2 separate regions of the Mus musculus genome follow, and region 2 is linked to region 1. The links are chromatin loops, found by intact Hi-C in ENCODE. Cell type or tissue: heart. All regions are shown on one strand. Each heading gives the region's core, and the rest is flanking DNA. Links, peaks and the distances in the headings are about the cores only.

Evidence for each region. Peaks named below come from ENCODE experiments on the same cell type or tissue, not always from the same donor. Only the 100,000 strongest peaks of a DNase experiment are listed, where the experiment ranks them.
Region 2: it touches region 1 in a loop (3-fold over the local background); 12 of 42 quality-filtered maps call a loop at or near these places.

The regions. Positions count from the first base shown.
Region 1 is chr2:101,903,311-101,908,065 of GRCm38, forward strand. No RefSeq gene overlaps it. Among named protein-coding and RNA genes, the nearest start is that of Commd9, 19 kb to the left of the region's middle. In heart, for the core only: a CTCF peak has its summit at 2,639 (motif pointing right); a DNase peak (open chromatin) is centred at 2,651; H3K4me3 peaks cover 553 bases; H3K27ac peaks cover 1,083 bases.
Region 2 is chr2:102,287,840-102,292,594 of GRCm38, forward strand. No RefSeq gene overlaps it. Among named protein-coding and RNA genes, the nearest start is that of Gm34268, 43 kb to the left of the region's middle. In heart, for the core only: a CTCF peak has its summit at 2,405 (motif pointing left); a DNase peak (open chromatin) is centred at 3,802.

The DNA.
Region 1 (4,755 bases), core at 210-4,209:
TAGAGAGAGAGAGACTATTGATCCTGTCTGTAGAGACAGACTATTTCATAATTTTCATTCCCCAGCAGGTCATGGACCTCAACCCCAGCCCACTACTTTGTGTTGACAGCCCCTTGCTGTTCTCAAGTAGGATTCAGCTTTGACTAGAATTCATCCCTTTTTCCTTCCCACTCCTTTAACCTGCTGAGACCCTACATTCCTGTTTCTCAGGTTCCTACCACCCATTGCCATTCACAAAGAACTCAATACAAGGAGCTTTATGGGTGTCTGGGAGATTGGATATTGTATTTGAATGCAATGACACTGGTGTGAGGTCACACTGAACTTAACCTGGAAAAGTCTGCATACGTCTGGTGCCCTTGCATAATCTGCTTGTATAAGGGACTTGATTGTGTTGCTGTTGTTTGCTTTGTTTGCAAGAATAGACTTGTTTTCTGGTACTATATTTCGGGTTGGGTCAATACGATTTCCGAAGAACCTCTCCCCCACTGATCTCTAAGGAGGTTCTTGCTTGGTGATTTTCTGGTCCCTTCCCCAGGGTGTGGGAATATTTGGGATGTAGACTCTGTCCATCAAAGGGTGACAATCAATCTCTGGGGTGACAGTGCTCCTGGCTGGCCACCACATTCCACTTGCACAGCACAGAGGCGAGCAGCTTAGTCCTGATCAATGTATCTGTCTCTGAGCCTGTAGATGTGCCTCACTCCAGAAAGCCAGGCTGCCTTTCCCTGCCAGGATCAACAGAGCCCCTGGGCTTTGACAGTGAGGCACCCAGAGCTCACGAGCTGCTTCAAACCACCCAGACCCCAGAGGTTGAAAAAGGAGATCAGGGCATTGAGCCAACCCCGTGCCTCTTCCTGTGTCTGCCCATGCCGCTGGATGAGGCTGTGTTGGAGTGTGTATGTGCATGTGGAGGCTGGAGCTTCCTCAGGAACTATCCAGCTCGTTTTCCGAGACGCGGTCTTGGATCATCCTTGAACATGCAAGGCAGATGGGCCAGTGAGTTTCAGGCATCTTCTTCTCTCTTCCCAGCTCTGGGATCACAAGCATGTGCCACCACCCCAGCTTCTTTACTTGAATTCTGGGGATCTAAAACCAGGTCCTTTACTATCTGAGCCATCTCCCCAACGCTGCCGATTCAGTAGCGGAAGAAAGTTTGTGATTTCCCACAGGTGACCTAAGTTTGCCTTGAGTGTGGTGACTTCCAACCCTCCTAGATCAGCCCTGCCGGCTGCCTCTGTGGATCCTGATCGTTGTCCTTTGCCTTCCGTTTCTGATGATTTTCAGTGTGAAGACAAATGGACACCCGAGTGAGCCACTCAGTGAGGTCTCTGCACACACACAGGCCCCCTGCCCAGGCACTGCTAGTCAAGCTCTCTGGCCTGCTGTTCACAAACTTCCAAGATGTGAGTCCAGTGTGGTGAGAATGTTACCACAAGCAAGGAACTCTTATTAGTTATCATTCCTTTTACATTCGTTTCTTTTGTTTCTGTTTAATTTTGTTTGTTTGTTTGTTTTGGATTTTCAAGACAGGGTTTCTCTGTATAATCTTGGCTGTCCTGGAACTCTCTTTAACTACCAGGAGGATAGCTCTGTGTGTGTGTGTGTGTGTGTGTGTTTTAAAATGATGGACTTAGTTTTATGTACATTGGTGCTTTGTCTTCATGCATGTCTGTGTGAGGGTGTCAGATTCTTTGGAACTGGAGTTACAGACAGTTGTGAGCTGCCATGTGGTTGCTGGGAATTAAACCCAGGTCCTCTGGAAGAGCAGCCTGTGCTCTTAACCACTGAGTGACCTCTCCAACCCCTTATGCTCTAATCTAGAAGCTATTGGCCGTCTAGAACTTTGAAGGTTTTCAAGCCATTAACCTGTTTTCAGCCTGTATCCACCGACTTCCAATCCTGATAATTCCTGAACATTCTTTTTGTTTGGTTGGTTTGTTTTTTGGTTTTTGGTTTTTTGTTTGTTTGTTTGTTTGTTTTGTTTTGTTTTGTTTTTCGAGACAGGGTTTCTCTGGCTGTCCTGGAACTCACTCTGTAGACCAGGCTGGCCCGGAACTCAGAAATCCGCCCGCCTCTGCCTCCGGAGGGCTGGGATTAAATGCGTGCGTCACCACGCCTGGCTCCTGAACATTCTTAACTGCATACTGATGACCTTTATACAATCCGATCTTCTTTGGTGCTCACATTTCTATGGTTTAATTCCCCCCACCTCTTTTTAAAGCAGTTTTGAGAAAAGAAAAAAAATTGCTAACGGCAGTAGTACAGGGATGGTGCCAGAGGACCCTAATCTCCACAGAGAGAGTTTGCAGGCCCTGAATGCTTGGGAAAGGCCCGAGTGGGCTTTCTCCCTCTGCCTGATCTTCCCCATTGTTTCTGTGGTCCTGCCGAATGCCTGCCTTTCTCCAGCCTCGTCCCACAGCCTGAGTACCCGGATGATGGGCAGTTCCTGTCGGTACCGAGTTTCCAGCTATAAAGTGATAGCCTGTCTCTGGGATTCATTTCATAAAAGATGTCACTGGTCACGAGGTCTTACTATCTTCTGAGGTGACTCAAAAAAACTAACTATAAGGCCTAAAATCCAAACAGGAAGGCAATCGCCGCCTGCTGCTCGGCTAGCTGCAGCTGGAACTTGCATGATAAGCCCAGCAGATGGCGCACTTGTTCTCTCGATCTCATCTGTCTTAGTAATGAAAACAAAGACCGGGAAAGGTGAGGTGGCAGCAGACCTCTCCCAGAGCCCGGGCTAGGGAGAGGCTACCTGTAAAAGAGGCCCTCAGATCCAGGCCTGTTATCTCGTTATCTCCTCAGGGCAGCAAAGGTTGGAAGAAGGAGAAGTGGTAGCAGGGACAGACTCCCAGGGACCCCTTTCAGGACTTTTCCCCTAATGCCCCGATGCATCTGCCACAGGCTAGTAAATCCAAGAATCTGTACCTTTGGACCGGCCAGACACAGCTTCGCCAAACAAGGTTTGTGCGCGGCAACCACAGGTCCAGGATTCAGCCAGCAGAGAACTTTCTGTACCATGGGTGGATAGTGGAGGCAGGATGCAGGTCTAGGGCTGCTTGAACTAAATCTCGATTTCTTCATCTGTATAAGAAAGAGATTAAGCTTAACTCTTCCTGACAGCACTGCTTGGAGGAGGTTAATTATGTATGAAGGTATCTGAGTCGGGGAGGGTGCCCATCCATGGCGGGTACATGTCTGCTCTGCGTGCTGCCTCTTCTAGGTAAGGCCCTGTGCAGAATGCCCCAGTTCTGGTGTGAAGGGGGTTTGCTGTGTTCTGACCCCCACCCCCATGGCTGGTGAGGAGCCCAGGTAACTTTCTGGACTTCCTTGCTTCGGGCTCAACAGCTTTCTCCTATTTCTGTTTTCTCCTCCTCCTCCTCCTCCTCCTCCTCCTCCTCCTCCTTCCTCCTTCCTCCTCCCCGTCCTCCTCCTCCTCCTCCTCCTTCTCCTCCTCCTCCTCCTTCTCCTCCTCCTCCTCCTTCTCCTCCTCCTCCTCCTTCTCCTCCTTCTCCTCCTCCTCCTTCTCCTCCTTCTCCTCCTCCTCCTCCTCCTCCCCCTCCTCCCCCTCCTCCCCCTCCTCCTCCTTCTTCCTGCTGCTCCCACTGTCTGACTAGAGTCTAATGGCATTCCCCTGCCCCAAATTCTTAATGGCTCCTTAATGCCCCAGAATGAAGGCTAAACTCAGAATTGATACTCAATGTCCTTCATAACCAGCTTTCCACCTACATTTTAAGCTTTTGGAACAAAATTGAAGAAATTGACTTAAATCTGAATTAACAGGGTAGAGTTCTGAGGATGGAGGGAATAGAAGTTGTTGGTAACAGGCATGGACGGGTCTGGCTACCAAGAATGGAGTCCCCCCTACTTCTCATATTATGTATTTTTTTTCTCTTGTTCTCTTACTGTGTCAGAAAGTGTCTTGCTATATAGTTCAGGCCAGCTTCAAATTCATGATTCTCCTGCCTCAGCTTCCTCTGAGGGTGTGGTGACCTGTCCTCTTGATGTGCCTTTCCTTAAGCACAGAGTCTAGGTTTTGCTAATTATTTTGTCCCTAGCAGCTAAGACAGTGTCTGCAGTTATAGATGCTCAGTCAGTACTCACTGGAATGCATGCGAGCATGAATGACTGAGAATGAATGAATGAATGAATGTCCTGAATGTGCCAAAGGTTGACTAAGCAACTATCCCCAGTGTTCACTAGCTCCTGGCCTTTTCTAACCTGAGAAGCAGAATGGGGTGGGGGAGGGGCATTAGAACAGTGCAGCCAAAAGCAAGAAACCAGAGCATTCTTGATCTAGCAACAGGGGGACGTCGTGATGACAAGGACTACAACTGTTGTGCCCACAGCCTCTTAGAACACTCCATCCTAAACCTCCCAGGAAGGTCAACCTGACTGTAGGGCTCTGGTCAGTCAGAGGGTGTGCTTGTCCAGCCATCTGTTTCCCAGGATACCATTTCCCTAGCACAGATGGCACCCGGACCTTCCTCACTGTGTCAGCGAGCTGCGGAGGACCCAGCATTGCTGAGGCTCAGCCTGGTCTCTTTCGACCCCGTTTTCTCCATCACTCGCCTCCCCTCCACCCTCCATATGGCTGCCTCACTTCGGTGTCCTCCCAAAAGAACTCCTCCTTCTGTCTGGCTGCTTAGCACCTCACAGATGGGAATCTAGAACATTTGGGAGAGGTTAAAAAGCAGTTTCAAACTGTCTGTTTTCTTTTTCTCAAGCTGGGGATTGAACCCAGGGCCT
Region 2 (4,755 bases), core at 485-4,484, 380 kb after region 1:
GTTGTAGACTTTCTTCTGCTTTGGTTTCTTTGTTTGCAGATAGCTTCAGCCAGACTTCTCCAGCAGAGCTGCTGCGAGGGTTGGAGCTGGGGAACTTTGCACACAGATAGATGTACAGCTTTTTCCTTTGCAGCTATGGGGAGCACTTCCTTTTGAGGTGGCAAGGTGAAAGGCAGGTACTGTTTGGGGAAAGGAGAAAACTGGACCCTATCAGAGCTTTTTGGATGTGTGAGATTTTTCTCACAGGCCACATACTTACCTCTAGAAGAGCTATTCATGATAAAAGAGGCAAGATTTCCCCAAGACCAGTCAGGCAAGCCTCTGGAGCTAGGGAGTCAGGCTGTCGAGGTTATCAAAGTCCCTAGCAGGATGCTACCTGAACCCAGTACCTGAAGGAGGAGGAGCAGGCACCTGCCAAGCACCCCAAAGTGACTGTTCAGAGATCTTTTACAATATACTGGTGCATAGTTGATTCTCTGCCTTAAAGGATTAACACTGGGGTTTTGGCAGATCATCACAACCAGGTCTGGTGTGTGAGTAGCCATAGCCAGCCAGGTTCAAGGTGCCTTTCCTTAATCCTATCTAGTGCCAATAAACCTCTAATAAAAAGAGGAGGAGAGAATGAAGTGAGGTGTTTAAGGCAACATGAGCAGGTCAGAGTGGCTGGTATCAAAATCATAGAGTCATCTACAAAATTCGTTTGAATTCATATTGCATTTGACTTGAGCCTGTAACATGAATCTCTGATTCTCCTGGGTGTAATGCCAAGCTCCATTTCATTTAGTACCCACAACCACCCTGGATCCTAACATCGAAGGCAGGGAGTCCTGAAGGCTCCTTTGACAGCTAGAGGATATCTATAGTCAGTGCCCACAATGAGCGGGTACGTGGTAGGGGAACCATGAGAACCTGGGCCAGCTGGCCTTCATCTCATCTTATCTAGAAGCAGCAGCACCTCATTCTTTAGGTTGTACTGATGAAGTTTGGTTTTCCCTGGGAGACAAGGATAGGGAGAGCTTTTGGATGTGGGTAGATTGGATCCTTGCCACTTTCTGCGATCTCCCCAAAGAGCAGAGTGGAGAGTGTGGTTATGTGGAGAGAAGGGGTGAACACTTAACAACAGTCAGGCACGCTACAATTTAAAGAGACGACAGCCTTGCTGTTTAGCATGGCAACAAGATATAAATAGGTGCTAATAAGTAAAATCAGGCTAATTGCTGAAAAAGTACAACTCATAATAAGCCTGCTTTACATAATGTTTGCACACTCTAAAATCATTTAATACCTATGGACTTTTATCTTATCAGCATAGAAAATTGCCAACTTTGCCACTATTAGTGGTGGGATTCAGGCAACTCTCTTCATTTGCCTGAGGCTCAATTTCATTGGCCATAAAATGAGACTAATAATTAACTTCTTATAAAAATGGACCTGATGAGGTAATGCGTAGGAAGGGCCTTTAAAAACTGGGAAGCACTGTACTGAGCTGTTTAGCAGTAATTGTTATAATAATTGTGCACAGCAAGTATATATTTCAGGGGGTGAAAATGGTTGAGAATGTAGTTTGAAAATCAACATTCAGGGTGCTCCAAAGGGCATGGGGCAAGGTTACTAGGTAAAATGCTCGCAGTACAAGCAGGAAGACTAGAGATTGACCATCAGCATCCATGCGAAGATTTAGAAAACACCAGGGGTGTGCACATACAATTCCAGCCCTGGGGGTAGGGCCCCTTGAGGGTGCTGGCCAGCTAGTCTAGCAGAACCTTTGAGCCCCAAATTCAGTGGGAGACTCTGTTTCCAGAAAACAAGGTCAAGGAATTGTGAGAAAGACACAGACATCAACCTCTGTCTTACATGTTCATTGTGAGCACTTCCCCTAAGAATAATCTAGAATAACTATATACTAAACTCCTGTTTTTTTTTTTTTTGTTTTTTTTTTTGTTTGTTTTTTTTTTTGTTTTTTTTTTTTTTTGCTTGTTTTTTTTAAAGTGGAGTCTATAAATTAGAGGCATCTAAATCTTATTTTTTTTTTTTTTGCACACTGTCCTCTGGAATAAAATAAGATCCACATCACCTTTGGTCCTTTGGTATCTCCAGAAAACAACTTGTTTCTGAAAGAAACCTGGATGGTTCAAGCTCGTAGGTTAAGGTAGGTCTCCTTATGAATATATCTTCTGGGTTAAAAAAAAATAAAAAAAAGAAAAGAAAAACCAACTAGAATAAAACAAGCACTTCATTGTGGATAAAAACAATTATGATCTGTGGGTTGTACTGAACTATTCAAAATCTGACATACATATACTCACTATTAATATCCAGGAGTTCGACTCTGTGAAGCCAGGCTCATTAGTTCCCCATTCAAGTTCATGTTTTGACTAAAAGCTACCAATGGCAGACCCCTGCTGGCCCAGAATGGTACTGTATAGGGTAACACTCCAATTCCTATTAATGGATATATTGCCTAGAGATGAAAGAGCTGAGGTGTCAGATGTTCGGGGTTCCCCCTGACTCTTTCTATGCGTGAATACCTGTGGGAAATGTTGGGTATTTTCCTCAATTGTTCATTTTGGAAAAAAAATTAATCGTTGTATGTGTACGTGTGTGTGGTGAGTGTATTTGCGTGTATTACATGCATAAGCCTGTAGCTTTCAGAGGAAGCAGTTGGATCCCAGAAGTTACAGGATCCTGGGAATGAAACCCGTGTCTTCCACAAGAGTGTTCTTACCATGGAGCCCTCTCTGCAGCCTCACCTTTTTTGACACTGAGTCTTTCCACTAAATATAAAAGCTTGTTCTATCAGCTAGGCTGACTGGTGAAAGAGGTTCAGGGATTGATCGTCCTGTCGCTGCTCCCTTCCAGTGCTGGAGTTACACAGATGAGTGACCGTGCTCAACATTTTACCTGGGTACTTGGGATGCACACTTGGTCCTAGACTTGCATGACAAGCACTTTAATCACTGGGCCATCTTGCCAGCACTACCTCTATTTCTAAGGCTGGGATTTTCTACAATGGAGGAGGGTTCTTTAAGGGGAATCATGGATCCCAGTCTCCTAGTAGGGTAGTTTGAGCTTGGATTTCTGTCCTCACAGTTTATGCTCTGTTGCTAACAATAGCTTATAGGTAGTGAGTGCTAAGGGTGTTCATACTCATTGTTCAGTACATATTCTAACCCCATCAGGCACAGCTTTCTCTCTCAAATGCACAGAAGGGGACTATGGAGGGTCAAGGGCAAATGCAGTGTTCAAGGACACATGTAAAGGGGGTCAAAATAGGAACCAGAGTCTGCAGGATAAGGGATACCCAGGACTGCAATTCTTTTTCTTCTTAGAATCACTATTTCCTCCTCTTTCATGAAACTGGAATAAAATGAGATCCACTTCTATGAGGATCCTGAGGAAAGGAAGCACAAGAAGAACCCAGAAACTTCTCAGGCTGGATGCCCCCCACCCCATGATGCAAACTGGAGGGTGCAGTACTAGTTTGTAATGAGTTGACAGTATAGGCAGACAACAGTACCTGTGTCCATGTCCAATCTTGGTGTTGTCTATAATTGACAGAAAACAAAGCCTGAAGAACAGACCAAAAGCAGGAGGAGCAGGCTGGAGGGAGGGTACATGACCTACCCCATCTCTGCTTGAGACATCACAGATGACCTCTTGTGCCCCTCACAGTAGAACAGGCTATGGAGGTTTGCCAATGACCAGAAGTCAGGATCTTCGCCTCACTTAGTGTACCATGACCCAGGGTATCTTTTGCCTCTTACCCTTGCTCTTTCTCTCTGCAGGGCTTGTGTCTCTGGTTTGGCTTGAATGACACAAACCCAGTCTTCATAAGAAAACTCAATCATCATTTCATTACAATCCCAGAGAATGTTCCATGATTACACAATGGCAAGCTGTGATTGCCAATCCAGACAAGGAAGTGATTTTCAGAAGTGTTGTTGGCCAAGTCAGCAGGCAGTGGAAACCCACCCTGGCATTCTGCAGTGTTCTTCCATATGGTGAACTCTTAAGATTCATAGCCAGTTTCCTGTGGAGACCTATTTCCATCATTATCATTCCTATGCAAAAAACTCTTGCACGTGTCAAAGTTTTAAAGAGGTTTAAGTATTTGATTTTAATCTTATTTTGGTTTTTTGAGACAGGGTTTCTCTGTGTGAAGCTCTGGCTGTCTTGGAACCTGCTCTGTAGAGCAGACTGACCTCAAACTCACAGAGATCCACCTGCCTCTTCCTCCTAAGTGCTGGGATTAAAAACATGGGACTGCCCAGCAAGAATTTGTTTTTAATATTTTAAATTATGTTTGTTTTTTCATGTGGTATGTATGAATCCTACTTGAAGCCCTAAGTGTTAGGTTTCCTGGACACACAGCTCAGTTTTCTGAGGGTACAGGGAATAAACAGCAGAACACAATGTGCCCTTAATCACTGAGTCATTGTTCCAGCTCAGATAATCACATTTCCAGGAATACAATTGGCTATTGTTGATTTTTCTCTTCCAAAATACTTGCTTCGATACCTCAGTAATAATTTACTATAGTAATGCTATTATCCATAACTATCCAATCAACCTAGTAGTTCATTTAACCTCTGTAGACTCTGCTTGAAGTGTCTTGATTTTTTTCTGTCTCAGCTTTGAAAAGCATCATAAAATGAAGTGGAGCTCCAATTTCAGGCCACATGTACTGCATAGTACTAAAACTAAGTCCCCATGTGCTCCTGCACAAATACGAATACAAACATAAATATACACATT